Regions from separate parts of the Homo sapiens genome. Here region 2 is linked to region 1. Evidence: read pairs that join two places in POLR2A ChIA-PET (ENCODE). Cell type or tissue: Panc1. All regions are shown on one strand.

Evidence for each region. Peaks named below come from ENCODE experiments on the same cell type or tissue, not always from the same donor. Only the 100,000 strongest peaks of a DNase experiment are listed, where the experiment ranks them.
Region 2: POLR2A ChIA-PET joins it to region 1 with 18 read pairs; 3 of 35 experiments call an interaction of 5 or more read pairs at or near these places.

Annotation. Positions count from the first base shown.
Region 1 is chr17:72,494,306-72,502,305 of GRCh38, reverse strand. The region is part of intron 1 of LINC00673 (long intergenic non-protein coding RNA 673); the gene reads left to right. Among named protein-coding and RNA genes, the nearest start is that of LINC00673, 94 kb to the left of the region's middle. In Panc1, no CTCF peak of the experiment used is centred here; no DNase peak of the experiment used is centred here; H3K4me3 peaks cover 1,156 bases; H3K27ac peaks cover 7,801 bases.
Region 2 is chr17:72,323,167-72,331,166 of GRCh38, reverse strand. No RefSeq gene overlaps it. Among named protein-coding and RNA genes, the nearest start is that of LINC02003, 16 kb to the left of the region's middle. In Panc1, no CTCF peak of the experiment used is centred here; no DNase peak of the experiment used is centred here.

The DNA of each region.
Region 1 (8,000 bases):
TGCGGTAGCTGTGTCCCCGGCCTGCAACGAGGGCATATCATGTAACTCCTCCCGGCTTCATTCCTATGCAGGACAGGTAGGCTGCAGGCTCTAACAAGCCGCCAGCCAGGCTCCACTGAGGCCTCGGCACCGGTGGAAATTTAAAAAAAAAAAAAAAAAAAAGAGCAAGCAGTGGGGAGTGAGCGAGTGAGGGAGAGAGGGATTATTTTGTTTCAATGTGTTTGAAAGCGGGATCTGTGGCCAGTTGGGGTTTTTTTTTCCTCCCCCCGTTATTTACACAGTCTGTTCGGAGACACACTAGGGCCTGTTTGGATTGGGTGTTTGCTCCGGAGACAGGCCAAGTATTCCAGCACTGCGCTTTGGCACTGCCACCTCGGCGGCACCAGGAGGCCCAGTCGGTCACAAGACCTCACGGGGCCTCCTTGCTCTCTGCTTATCCTCCTTTCACCTCCTCTCCCTTCCTCACCACTGATCCCAGCCACCTTGGGCGGCTGGGGAGCGAGGCTGACCGCTAAGTGGACCTGACCTTCAGAATGAGGGCTTTCTGAGGCAAGGGCAGGGAGGGGTGTGGCTCGTGGAAGACAGAGAGAAGGGTTGGGGTAGGGACCCAGGGATAGATCTCTAGAAGGGTCTGGATTCCCTAGGGGCCTGCGATGAAACTTGCACTCTGTGGAATAGTTCCAGGGTTGAGGAGGTAAGCAGAGGCCAGACCGCCCTGGAAGTTTGCGTAAGGGCTGTTCTCCTGGGGGTGCTGAGCTGGGAGAAGGCTTGCCTGGGGAGGTGGCGGGGCCAGAGCTAGCCAGAGCTGTCCTGCAGGTCCCTGCCATGCTGAGGGTGATGCAACACCAGCATCTCTTGCTAGAAATGCAGACTCTCTAGCCCCAGCCAGACCTACGGCATTGGAATCTGCATTTTAACAAGGGTCCCAGGTATTGTGTGTGTACATTAAAGTTTGAGAAGCACTGCCTTGGGCCCACGTATCCCACAGGCAGTTAGTTTCCTGGCATCCTCATGATGTCTTGAGATGCTTTTGGACAAAGGGATTCTGCAGACCAGTACATTTGGAGAATGTTACAAAATGTACCCCCCACCCCTTGGAAATTGATTTGCTTATGCTTGCTGGTGAAGTCTGTGAGAAGTTCCATAGGAAGAATCCATCTAGTTTGGTTTAACTCAGTGTTTCCCACATTTAACATTTATTTATTTATTTATTTATATTTTTATTTCTTTCTTTCTTTTTTTCTTTTTTCTTTGAGATGGAGTCTCACACTGTCACCCAGGCTGGAGTGCAGTGGCATGATCTTGGCTCACTGCAACCTCTGCCTCCTGGGTTCAAGTGATTCTCCTGCCTCAGCCTCCCAAGTAGCTGGGATTACAGGTGTGCACCACCATGCCTGGCAATTTTTTTTTTTTTTTTTGTATTTTTAGTAGAGATGTGGTTTTGCCATGTTGGCCAGACTGGTCTCAAACTCCTGACCTCAAGTGATCCACCTATCTTGGCCTCCCAAAGTGCTGGGATTACAGGTGTGAGCCAATGCGCCTGGCCCTTATTTATTTATTTTTAAATGGACACATAATAATTGTAGATAAATGTATGGGATACCTAGTGTTGTTTTGATATATACAATGTATATTGATCAGATCAGGGTAATTAGCATATCCATGATCTCAAACGTTTATCCTTTCTCTGTGTTGGGAACATTCAATGTTCTCTCTTGTAGCTATTTCAAAATATATATCATTGTTAACTGTAGTCATCCTACAGTGGTATAGAACACTAGAACGTATTTCTCCTGTCCATCTATAATTTTATAGCCTTTAACAAATCTCTCCCCATCCTTCTTTTCCCCCTGCCCTTTCCAGCCTTGAATAACCTCTGTTCTACTCTTTACTTCCTATGAGATCTACTTTTTCAGCTTCCACATGAGTAAGAACATGAGGTGTTTAGCTCTGTTCCCAAATTTGACTGAGATCATCTCCTACCATTTCCCCCCACCGAGGAGTGAGCGTTAATGTTCTGTAGGGCTGGTGGTGTGTGGCTTCTGATTATTTATTTATTTATTTTTTTGAGATGGAGTCTCGCTCTGTCACCCAGGCTGGAGTGCAGTGGCGCGATCTCAGCTCACCGCAAGCTCTGCCTCCCAGGTTCACGCCATTCTCCTGCCTCAGCCTCCCAAGTAGCTGGGACTACAGGTGCCTGCCACCACACCCAGCTAATTTTTTTGTATTTTTAGTAGAGATCGGGTTTCACCGTGTTAGCCAGGATGGTCTCAATCTTCTGACCTCGTGATCCGCCCGCCTCGGCCTCCCAAAGTGCTGGGATTGCAGGCGTGAGCCACCGCGCCTGCCGGCTTCTGCTTTGAGAAACACTGTTCCTGTCAATCAGTTTACTCTTGGGATTTTCCAGGGAGCTTATCTTCACTTTAGATAAGAGGTCGAGAACATAGTGGTTAACAGGTGGATTTTGGAGCTAAACGAACTGGCTTCTGACCCTTTCTCAGCCCCTTAGTAGGGATGTGACTTTTGCCAAGTTATTTAGCTGCTTTGTGCCTTGGTTTCCCCTCTATAAATTTGGACTTATGATAGCACTTACTAGATGGAGTTGTAGCGAAGTTTAAATCATATGATACGAGGCTGGGCGTGGTGGCTCATGCCTGTAATTCCAGGACTTTGGGAGGCTGAGGCAGGCGGATCACCTGAAGTCAGGAGTTCAAGACCAGCCTGGCCAACATGGTGAAACTCCGTCTCTACAAAAATACAAAAAGTATCCGGGTGTGGTGATGCATGCCTGTAATCCCAGCTACTCAGGAGGCTGAGGCAGGAGAATCACTTGAACCTGGTAGGCAGTGGTTGTGGTGAGCTGAGATTGTGCCATTGCACTCCAGCCTGGGCAACAGGAGCAAGACTCCGTCTCAAAAAAAAAAAAAAAAAAAAAAAGTGATATGGATTTAAATTAGGATAGTGCCCAGAGCATAGAACCCTCTTAATAAATACTGGTGAGCTAATATTTTTGAGTCTTACTCTTGTGGGGTCACTGCCTCCCTTGTATTCTAGATGAATAATCTCAAACCCACTGTGCATCAGAATCACCCGTGGAGCTCTTTTGGAAACACAATTTCCCAAGGCCACAGGCCAGGTCTATTGAGTCAGTCTCCAGCAGGAAAGCCTGTGAATCTGCATTTTGAGAAGCTTCTTGGATGGTTCCAAGGTAGCCAACCTGACTTTAGATGGCAAGGGAGCAGCTGCTCTAGAGCCACTATAGCTGAGAAACACCTGCTCTGATTTCCCACACTGGTTTCAGTCACATAACTCAGAAGGGTCTGTGCAATCAAGCCTAAGGCTCTGATGTTGGTGGTAGAGCCTTCCTCGCTTTGCACTTCAGTTTCCTTATCTGCAAAATGAGGCAGCCATGCAAAGTGTAGTCCTTGGACCAGCGACATCAGCATCATTTGGGAACTTGATAGAAGGCACAATCTGTGGCTCCATGCCAGACCTATGGAGTCAGAATCCACATTGTAACAAGATCCCCAGGAGGCTCTTGTTAAACAGAAATAGCACCTCTCTAGAAAAGGTTGAAAAGAATCAAGTTTGCAAGGAGGCAAAGGCAGTAGTCTTCTTTCTTGATGAGAGGAGAACTCAGTAAGGCTGAGGAAGGTGCAGTGTCAGTGGATATTGGAATAGTGACCAGCTGTTATCCATTCATACTGGACAAGAGGAAATGAGCTTCAGGAGCCTCAGGGAGTATGGTCAGATTTATGAGAACATTTCCTGACATTGAAGGTTACAAGTTTCTGGGAAGGTTTGCAGGAATAAGTAAGCTTTGGATACGCTTCTCTAGAGTCCATTAAAATCAGATTGATAGCTCTGCATCCGTTTTACAAATGTTTATTTAGGTGCCAACTATGTGCCAAGCTTGGGCACCAGTAGCTTGAGGGAGCACTTGCAGATGGCAGTGGCTCTGTATGGCTTCTCTTTATGTTCACACTACCCATCACCAAGGATAGACATATATTTGCCTGTGCACAGAGCTTTGCATGATCCCATTGTTGGCATGGATCACCAGGGCACTCCAGCACAACCCATGGCCTCGTGGAAGTGTATCAGTTATCTGTTACTGAGTAACAAACCATCCCAAAACATGGTGGCTTAAAACAGCAACTGTTGTATTTGTCCATGATTCTGGGGTTTGGTCTAGGCCTGGCTGGGTGGTTGTTCTGCTCATCTGGTCAGTGGTTACTCATAAGGCTTCATTCTGCTAGAGAATTGGTTGGGGAACTGGGCTCCGCTGGGCCACTAGGACACTAGGCCTTTCTCTCTTTTTTCATATCATTTAAGGGCTTCTCTTTCTCCACGTGGTCTCTCAAGCTATCCTAGAGGATAGCTTGACTTCTTTTTTTTTTTTTTTTTGAGACAGAGTCTCGCTCTGTCGCCCAAGCTGGAGTTCAGTGGCACGATCTCGGCTCACTGCAAGCTCTGCCTCCTGGGTTCATGCCATTCTTCTGCCTCAGGCTCCCGAGTAGCTGGGACTACAGGCGCCTGCCACCACACCCGGCTAATTTTTTGTGTTTTTAGTAGAGACGGGGTTTCACCATGTTAGCCAGGATGGTCTCGATCTCCTGATCTCGTGATCTGCCCGCCTTGGCCTCCCAAAGTGCTGGGATTACAGGCGAGAGCCACCGTGCCCGGCCTAGCTTGACTTCTTAGATAGCTGCTAGACAGACTTGATATAGCTTGGCTGTGTCCCCACCCAAATCTCATTTGGAATTGTGGCTCTCATAGTTCCCACATGTTGTGGGAGGGACCCATTGGTAGGTCATTGAATCATAGGGGTGGTTTCCTCCATACTGTTCTCGTGGTAACGAATAAGTCTCACAAGATCTGATGGTTTTATAAGGGAAAACCCCTTTTCCTTGGTTTTCATTCTCTCTCTTGCCTGCTGCCATATAAGACATCCCTCTGCTCTTCCTTTGTCTTCTGCTATCATTGTGAGGCCTCCCCAGCGATGTGGAACTGTGAGTCCATTAAACCTCTTTCCTTTACAAATTACCCAATCACAGGTGTGTCTTTATTAGCAGCATGAGAACAGACTAATACACGGCAGAAGGCTTAGGCCTAGAACTGGTACAGCATCACTTTCTGCCGCATTCTGTTGACTGAAGCACGTCACAGGGCCAGCCTAAATTCAAGGGTAGGGGATTAAATGAAGGCATGGATCTCAGCAGGTGAGTTTCACTGGGAGCCACCAACATAGCAGATTACCATGTGAAGTTGCCACTGCTGCATCTCCTGAAACCTGGCTGATGGGAGAGGTCTCATTTTGTGTCTGAGAATGTCCAGGTTGTCTGCAGACCACAGCACTGATTTCCCATTAGCAGTTATTATTTCCTGGCCATTTCTTCCTGAAGGTTTTGTGGTTAAACTCCCTGTCCTCAATATTTTATCAGCAGTAGGGCTGTCATTCTTCTGGTTATCAACCTCTACATTATGAAGTAAGGTTCAACCCTTCTGCTTTTCTCAGGCCCCCAAAACGGTTCCTATCCAATCGAACACAAAAACGGGTATTGAGAAGGAATTGGCAGGGCTCAGTGGCTGTTTCCGTTGCTCCTACCTCATGGAGACTCTTACTCATGCTGGATTTATTGAGAGAACTTCTAACTGACCACTCACCCCCACCCACTCTTATGCAGTCTGTTCATTCCTGAAAACACCACTTTCATCCCTCCTGCACACAACCCATGAGGGATTGCTACTTCCTACAAGATAGATTGGAATCCTTGGATAGAGATGAAATCCTTCCTCGATCCCGTGCAAATACCTTTTGAGGTTTACCCCTGTCTGCTATGAAATGGACTCTGTTTTATCCACGGTGGTCCCCTTGGTGCCCCTCAAGCTTGACAAGCTGATTTCTTACCTCTGCACACCTGATTTTATTGTCTCTCTCTCCCTCCTTTCCTGCTGATGGGAATCAGTTCCAGCTTTTGAAACCTAGCTGAAGTCCTCCCTTCTGCATGAAGCCAGCTCTGAATACTTGCATCATGGTGTTAAAATCTTTCAACATGTACGATCTTTTTTTTTTTTTTGAGACAGTCTCACTCTGTCGCCCAGGCTGGAGTACAGTGGTGCAATCTTGGCTTGCTGCAACCTCCACCCCCTGGGTTCAAGTGATTCTCCTACCTCAGCCTCCCTAGTAGCTGGGACTACAGGTATGGTCCACCATGCCCAGCTAATTTTTGTATTTTTAGTAGAGATGGCGTTTCGCCATGTTGGCCAGGCTGGTCTCGAACTCCTGACCTCAGCTGATCTGCCTGCCTCAGCTTCCCAAAGTGCTGGGATTACAGGCCTAAGCCACTGTGCCCGGCCACTTGTATGATCTTTACTAGGCATTTGGTGCTACTCACAGTCTGCATTATTCTTTTCCTTTCCTTTTTCTTGTATGAAATTGCAGCCTTTGAAGCAATGCCTCTGTCTTGAAAAAGAAAGAAGCTCTTTCTCACAACACTGTTTAGCGCTTTGCTTTATATATGGAAGATACATCTTAAATATATTTTGCAAGGCCGGGCATGGTGGCTCACACCTGTAATCCCAGCACTTTGGGAGGCCGAGGTGGGCGGATCATGAGGTCGAGTGATCGAGACCATCCTGGCTAATATGGTGAAACCCTGTCTCTACTAAAAATACAAAAATTAGCTGGGCGTGGTGGCGCGTGCCTGTAGTCCCAGCTACTCGGGAGGCTGAGGCAGGAGTAGTCCTTGAACCAGGGAGGCAGAGGTTGCAGTGAGCTGAGATCGTGCCACTGCACTCCAGCCTGATGACACAGCGAAACTCTGTCTAAAACAAGCAAATAAACAAAAAAATCTATCTATGTATATTTTGCTCTGTTGGGGAGAGAACAGATTTTTGTTCTAGATCTGGATCTGTTCTCTACATTCTGAAGTTTCCTAGATGTTACTGAAAGGGCAGTTAGTTGTTCTACCAGGAAGCAGCTTATGTGACATTAATGGCTTTGAAGCCTCAGAATGGAATGGTAAGGAAGGACAGGGGCTGTTGAGGCAGACTTGCTTGTAGGCAGGTGCAGATCCTGGCTCTGCCCTTGCTTAAAAAGCAGTGTTTTTCAACTGGGCTGATGATGGCATTTGGGTGGGAAAAGACCTGAATGATGTAGATCTCCGGCTTTCCTGCCCCCTGCCTACTACATTTCAGCAGTCACCTGTGTGTTGTGACAACCCCAAATGTTCCCTCACCTTATTCCTCCAAGTTCCCCCTTGGGAACCTCTGAGATTAACTTGATAAGCTCCTTGGGCAAGCTCTTTATCCTAAGATTCCTCAGTGAGCCTTATAGAGTTGCTGCGAGAATTACATTTGTTCATGATGTCAAGTGTCTGATATGTAGCTAATGCTTATTGAACACATAGTAATTTATTGAATAATTGTCATGATCACTGGATGAGATATAGCCACTGTGGAGGTAGGCACACCAGGGTTTTAGAGGCTTGGGATCTTGCAACAGGATTTTCCTCTTGCCTCTCCAAACTGCCCTTTGCCCAGATGGCTTCAGCATCTTTTTGCATCCCTGTTTCCTTGTTTGGTGAACACCTGTCTCAACCTGTCTGCAAGGCGTGGTGAGATTCTACATCCTTGGTAAGCACTCATGTCACTCCAAAACAGCTGTTTGATGCTAATAGCACACATGAGGTCTTGCAAATTTGTCTGAGGAACTACAGGACATTGGAGAGATATTTATCAAACACTCACTACATGCCTGATACTTAACTAGGAACTAGAAAGTGGGTGGTGAAGACAAGTGGAAGTAAATGCAAACCTATTCCCATATATGTTTGTCGCTAGATTGTTCCCACCAATTCGTTCTTGGAATTGATGAATGGACGTGTGTGTGTGCATGTGTAAGTGGAGTGTGTATGCGTGTGTGGTATTCTGAGGGCAGTCAGGTAGAGGGAAGGAGGGCAGAGGCAGAGAAATGGTATTTGTGATTATGGGTTGGG
Region 2 (8,000 bases), 170 kb after region 1:
ACCACGCCTGGCTAATTTTTTGTATTTTTAGTAGAGATGGGGTTTCACCATGTTAGCCAGGATGGTCTTGATCTCCTGAACTCGTGACCCGCCCACCTCAGCCTCCCAAAGTGCTGGGATTACAGGCGTGAGCCACTGCGCCCGGCCGAGAGATTTCCTTTTAAGCAAAATGACCTATTGGAGCTTTTAATTTTTAAAATGCAAAGTCTCCTTGTTCTCTTCTCTTTCCTCATCACTGTTTAACAGGATGGCTGGGTCTCTAAGGAAAGTTGAATAATGCCAGCGCCTGCCTCTTGGGTGCAATAGAAAGTATGATAGTAAGATCAAACCAGTCAGGGGAATCAAACCCAAAAGCCAGAAGAGGTCATTGGGAGGACCCCTGGATGAGTGACTTGTCTTGCCACGTGGGCCATTTTCACTTGGTGGTTCTCAACTTTGTATTTGAGGTGTTTGTAGGGAAAAGTGACAAGGAAGTAGACGCCTTTGGAATGCCACTGTCATCCTATAACTCTCTCACTCACCACCTGATATGTGGGCTGCTCTGAGATGTCATTTCTGCCTCCTGGACAAGGCCTCAATGTCTAAAATGGTTTAAACAAGGGGACTCTACTGGAAACATACAAAAAGAATTGGAGCAGGAAAGGGAAGGTGGAGAAGGTAGAAAGGCTCCCTACCTATACTGGGTAATGACCTGTGCATATATATATATGTATATATACACACATATGCATATATATATATACACATACATATATACATATATATATATACACACACATATATATGTATATGTGTGTATATATATATATTTTTTTAAGATAGAGTCTCACTCTGCTGCCCAGGCTGGAGTGCAGTGGCGCAATCTCCACTCACTGCAAGCTCCACCTCCCAGGTTCATGCCATTCTCCTGCCTCAGCCTCCCGAGTAGCTGGGACTACAGGCGCCCGCCACCATGCCAGGCTAATTTTTTTGTAATTTTAGTAGAGACGGGGTTTCACTGTATGAGCCGGGATGGTCTCGATCTCCTGACCTCGTGATCTGCCCACCTCGGCCTCCCAAAGTGCTAGGATTACAGGTGTGAGCCACCGCGCCTGGCCGACATGTGCATATGTTAAAGTGAGTGATATAAGACTCCACTCTCAACAAGAGAACTTTCAAAACTTTGTATCATACACATATACTTATATGTTTACATAAGTTTATGGTGCGTCCTTGCTGTGAGGGTTCTATTTGTCTCTATAATATAAAACTTTCCCCACCAAAAAACCATCTTATGGACCCCTCGGAGCAATGCCTGGGATGCAGCACACTTACAGTTCATCCTTTGTCTCTCTCCTTCTCCTCCTCTGGAACACAGTGGCCAGAAGGAAGATGGAGCCACAAACCCAGGAATCTGGAAACCTCATTGTTGGTATTGTGCTGAACCCCTGTCAACTCCAGTGGGGATGGCACCAGGTTGAAGAGGCTGGAGACGAGACCCAGAACCAGCAGATGAGACATGGGCTAGGGACTTACATACAGGGAAGAGAGTCCAGTGGTGGTGGGCTGGGCAGGAGCTGCTTGCAAAGAACGTGCAGTTTATGTAACATTTTCACTTAGCACCCTTCCCCTGACAGTCTCCACCTGGCAACATTTACTGAACCCCCAAACAAAGGGCCTCGATCCCTGCATGGCCCATGTTCTGCAGGAAGGGCTGGGCATTCAGATGTTCCTCATAGATAAAAAACGAATCTCTGCATTGGCTCCTCCCAGATTCCTTAGCTTGGAACTCTGAAAACACAGTCAGGTGCATCGGCCATACAGCCTTGTTCTCGGTATGCTTAAGTTATTGCTATCATGTGCATTTACCACACTGTTGGTAGAGAAGGGATATCTCAAACTAGCCACCAACTGTTCCAAGTCTCTGCAGCCCCTTTCAGTCATCACTGGGGTGTTTGGCTTTCTTCACCTCCTATTATGTCAGATGGGATAAGGGCTGCAGTGGGTGGTAGCAAAGGAAGGACTTGGAGGGGACACTGATGAGCAAGAAGAGGGAAGACCCATGCAAAGAGGCGAATACTGATCAGCCTGGGAGTTTTGGCCTGTTTGGTTTCTGACCGGGGCCGGTTCACCCCTCCTGAGGCAACCTGGTGGCCTCGTGCTCTCAGGAGGTCACTATATTGATCATGTTGATGGTGAATTTAGTGCAGATGTCTGGTCGGCCCAGAACTCCTGGACCCAAAGATCCTCTTATCTTAGGCACACGGGAATGAAATAATGTCTTTTGCAGCAACTTGGATAGAGTCGGAGGCCATTATTCTATGTGAAGTAACTCAGGAATGGAAAACCAAATATTGTACGTTCTCATTTATAAGTGGGACCTAAGCTATGAGGATGCAAAGGCATGAGTGATATCATGGACTTTGGGGACTTGGGTGGGGATAAGGTTGGGAGGGGATTAGGGATAAAATACTGCATGTTGGGTACACTGCTTGGATGAGGGGTGCACTAAAATCTCAGAAATCACCACTAAAGGACTTATCCGTGTAACCAAAAGCCACCTATATCCCCAAAACTATTGAAATAATAAAAACAAAAAGAAAGAAAGAAAAAAACCAAAGAGGCGAATAAAAGCCTGTGAGAAGTGCCCTGGCTGACTGCTTCTCAATACATTTCAGAAGGATTGACTCACTAGGAATATGGAGACAAGAACCTTACTTCACCCCACCCTTCTAGAAGTTTCCCCAACTATACTTGTTTGAGACTATACATAATTTGGGCCAGGAGAGATTCAAATCATCTAGACTAGGTGTTGGCAAACTAAGGCCATGGGCTAAAACTGACTTGCTGCATATATATATAAAATTATATATATAAATATATATAACTATATATATAATTATATATATAGTTATATCTATATAATTATATATATAATTATATATATATAATTCTATTAGAACACAGCCATGCCCATTTGTTTCCATATTATCTATGGCTGGTTTTGCCATACAACAATAGAGCTGAGAAGTTGCAACAAAGACTGTATGATCTGCAAAGCCTAAAATATCTGCTATCTGGCCCTTTCCAGGTAAATTGTAACCACTGAAAGTCCGCTGTTTCGATTCTGGGCAAGATGCTATGGCAGAACAGGGACCATGATGAACTACTTAGAAAAATACATAAGGCCATGTGAGCTCTTAAACAAGTTTTTTGGTTATATAATTGTAAAGTAGAAAATAAAGAGCCACCCCTAATTCTATCACCCTCTAGTAAGAACTGTCAATATTTTGCTGTGTTTGCATGTAGCTGTTTCTATGCACATATAAAAATATAAGTATATATAATTACATAATTAAAATCCTACTGTGTTTAGTTTTGTATCTTCTATATGTTTGTGTTTTACAGTTTTTGGTGACCATTTTAAATGTCCTTGAAAATTCCTTGTTAACAGGACTTTTAATAACTTTTTAATATATGTCACGACACCGTAATATATGTCACGACACCATTTGACTTCTAGGTAGTTTTTGGTTATTCCTAATTCAAAATATTGTTTGCTATATCAAACAGCATGAACAGAAATTTTTGTCTGATTCTTTGATTATTTCCTTGAGATAGATTCCCAGAAGTGGAATTACTGGGTGAAAGGGTAAGGACAATTTTCAGGGTCTTGATAACATATTGCCAAATTGCTTTCCAGAAAGATTGTACCAATTTATGTTCCCACCAGCAATGTACGAAATTGCCACCTTACCCTACTCTCACCAGCACTGTGCACTATCATTTTAAAAAGTTACCAAATTGATAGGCAAAAATTGCATTTTGTTGTTTTGATTTGAATTTCTTTGATTACTGGTGAGGTTAAACATTTTTTTCATATGTTAAACACTTCTTCGTATGTTTATGGCCAAAGGGAATCTTAATAATGGTCTTCAAGTGTGCAAAGGGGTTATTTAGTAGATTGGGACCAGCTGTTCTCAAAAAGAAACTGGAAACATTTAAACTTCAGCAAGAAAGCAATAGGCCAAAGGTCCCTCAGTGAAAGATGGTCCTAAGAGTGGTCAAACCCTACTGAAACTTATGATGCAGCTCAGCATCTCTTTACTCAAGGTGCAAGGAGAACCAAGAAAAATAGTTGTAAATTGTTGGGTGCTTGTAAGTGCTAGAGATACTGCTCACGTTTACATACGTTTGCATTTAAATGCTCACAAAAGCCCTATGAGAAACATGGGGCTTAGAACTAATTTATTATTAATTATCCAAAGTAGGATTGAAATCTTCACCCTAAAATCCTGGATTCATAACCATTTTGCTATACTGCCTCTGAGAGAACAGAAAATGAACTTTTTTGGCTCAAAGGTTTTGTAAATTCTTCATAAAATGAAGGAAATGTGAATTCATCTCCTAACTCCTCAGCATGACATCTTCTCTCCAGCACAAATCACAGCCTAGTTGTTTGCTGCATAAACCTTTTGTTGGCTGCCCTTTCCTTAGGATGAGAGCAAAACCTTCAACTTGACCTGTACCATCAGCCTGGGCTTTGCTGATTCCTGCTCTCACCTCTAGTTTGCTTCTCTTCAGCCCACCTACTGGACTAGATCCCTACCTATCTCAGGACATCTTGCAAAAGTTGTTACCTTTGCAGAAACTGTCTCCTTACCACCAGCTTCTAACCACCACATGTGTGCATGCATGCATACACACACAACAACATACATAGTTCTTTTGATATGTCTTGTATTTTTCCTTCAAAGAAATAATGTGTGATTATTTGATGAATGCCTGTCTCTCCCACTGGGACCATCAGCTTAGAAAAGAAATGATGTGGATGTGCTCACCAAGTTATTTGCAGAGCTTAGCAGAGTGGGATAGAAGAGGTATGGAACAAATATTTATTGACTGAATAGATGAATGAGTGAGTGAATTAATATAAGCTCCCTGCTGCTATACCTGGGCTGTGCATGTTCTCAGTATTACATCCAACCTGGTCCTGGTTTTTCCCTCTGCCTATCCTATCCCTCTATTTACCCCTAACCAAACAGATTTCCTAACCTCTTCAGCCCATCCGATTGTCAGCTCATTTGGAAGTTCATGGAGGGTAGGAACTGCCTCTCATTTATTCAGTGGCTGTCTCAGCATCTAGCAAGGGGCCATAGACTTAATCAGTGCCCAGCATTATCATTGAGTGAATTCATTTGGACAACTGGTGGCTATCAACCTGCCTCCTTCTTTTCACAGACCCATGCAGGAGACCTCTCCAGGTACACATATTTCCTGCTACTGAATGGCTTAGACTGGGATTTGCAAGGAACTACGAAGTCCAAGACCTTTGCCTTTCTTTTAGAAGAAGGCACCAGCTGGTTCTCCAATGTTGAAGGTCTTCTCCAGAGATGTGAGTTCATTGTAGGACCCATCCCAGCATTTAGACATAGCTCTGACCCTTTGTTCAGGGCAAGATAATCAGATGGTCAGTGCAGAGGATGCCCCATGATACCAATTCTGGCAGTGGCTGGGCAGGGTTTGCTCTTGTGATCAGACACAAGGTGAACCTGGGCAGGGATTTTTGGGTGTTTTTATTTAAGGATATCCCAAACCCTTTGAGCAGTGTCTGGCACATAGCAGGTACTCAAAATTGGATGGATGGATCTATATATTCCTGGGCCACAGGGGCATGCAGAAGGAGTGAAAAAACAAGAAGGAAGACAAGGAAGACATTGTTTTGGCTGCTGACATTTCCTGAAAGATCTGAGGCGTCCCCTTCACTTCGGGCATGGGACCCAGACGGCTGAGTGATGGGTGGGCAGCCCTTTTTCTCCAGCTCTGCTTGCCTCATTCCCAGCCCTCTATCCTGAGCTCCAGGGAAGGCCCTCATGCGATTTAGCATCAGAGCTCTAATTAGATGACTTTCTTACCCTGGGCACATGTCTGGACCTTCTGGGCCACTGGTGGAGGAATAGAGGAAGAAACCCCAGCCCCTCTGGTGTGTGGTAGTCTGGGCCCCTTCAACATGGCCGCTTCCATATCCCAACCGCAAGCGCACCTGATCACCATATCCCTGTTACTCCCATGGAATGACTGTGATGGTACCTGGGTCAACACATACATTTGGGCATCTACACAGCGCCACATTGTTTTCCATTTATAACTTATCTATTTTGTTATCCATCTAAGCACCCGTTAATCACTCATTCATCACAAGGCCTCTGAGACTATACTACATTTTAATTATGTTTCTAGGGAGGAAGGATGATACAGACCTGAATGAGACACCTCTGTAGCATTTGGGGCTTCCCTGTACCCATCCTCATTCACTGTCCATGTCAGGGAAGCAGGGAGGGTGGTGTGGAACAGGGACTAGGGCCAGACAGCTCTGGATTGGAATGTGGGTCTGCCACCTGCTCTGTGACTCTGCAGCTTAGAGAGGTTAAAGGACATTGAAACATACAGTTGATAATAGTACCTACCTCATGAGGTTGTAGGGAAACACAGAGAAAGCCCTCAATTAAGTTAATGGTTGCTATTTTTATTTACAGACCTTAAGGTGTGGGGAGATTACAACTTGCTCAAGGTCTCATAGCTAGAAGATGTCAGAGTGATAACTCAAACCATGTCACATGACTCTAAGCCCAAAGCAGCCTCTAGAAGGTTGTTTGATCTTCTGATGGAAGCACAAATCACCATTCCAACATGAAAGATGGAGAAACTTAAGTCTAGAGAGATTTAAAGGACTTGTCAAAGGCAATGAAACAAGTGGTATGTGAACTTAGGTCTCCTGGCTCCCAGTCCAATGTTCTTCGAATATGATTTTGGCAGTGGTCTACCCAGCTAGTACACAGAGTGTGCAGCCACTCTTCATGGGAAGTTCTGGGAGGGGTTTCAACCAGCACACTCACTCCTGCTGGTTGTGACCAGCAGGACAATTGCTGAGCCACATTCTGAGCACCTGCAGGTGGAGGTGGGATCTTATAGAAATCTAGGGCATAAGGGAGACAGGGAAATTAGACCCTGGCTACTTTAACATACTCACTTTACAGATGAGGAAACTGAGGCCCAGAGAGGATAAATGACTTGCTCAAGGTTAGCCAGTTGGTCAATGGCAAAGATTAAACCAGAACCCAGATCTCCTCTCTCCAGCCAGAGTCTTCAAGCAAAGTCCCTAGGAGGTCAAGCCAACTCTTGCTGCTGCTGCTAATCTAAGGACAGATGTGGCCACTTTCTCCAAAGGATCTCAGAGAGCTAACTTTATGGCGTTTTACAGAAGTCCTATCTTTCCTTCAGGGGAACCCCATTCATTTGCAAGATGGAAGGCTATTTTTAGCATTGACTTTTATTTTCTCCTAAGTGACTTCCTCTCTCATGTACCATTTGGCCTTCACAGTGGCTGAAAAGACAGTTCCTAGGAAAATCTAGAACATTTAAGCTTGCGTGTGTTGCAGTTCTTAGTGAGTGGAAGGGCAGAAGCCCATAGTGGGTGGTGTTTCGACTGGGAGGAGGGAGATGCTGGAGCCAGCCAGGGAGTGAGGTCTAGGTATGTTCCTGTCAAGTGGGATTTGTTCAATTGCAAGTGAGAAGAAAACTAAACTTAAACTAGACTTTTAAAAAAGAAATCTATTGGCTCATTTAAGAACTACTGCAACTCCTTCAGGCACAGCTTGATCCAGAGATCTAAATCATGTTGAATCATTTAAACTACTTTATTTCCCTCCATCTGTGGTGGAGACTTTCGGGGTTCATTCTTGAGTAGTTCTTACCTTCTGCGCCACATTGGACAGCCATATTTCCCTGCCCCTTTGAGTTTAGGTGAGTCACATGACAACTTCTGACCAATAAAATGAGTGTATTATGTCTCTATTTCCTACTTCAGGAACTCTGAAAGCCACATGTTGAGATGGCCCCATTACAGGATGGAGAGCACCTGAACCCCCAAGTTATGGACTAGAAGAAGACAGTTGCCCTGGAAAATCATCTGACCCACATTGGACTTTATGTGAGGGGGAAATAAACCTTTATTATGTTAA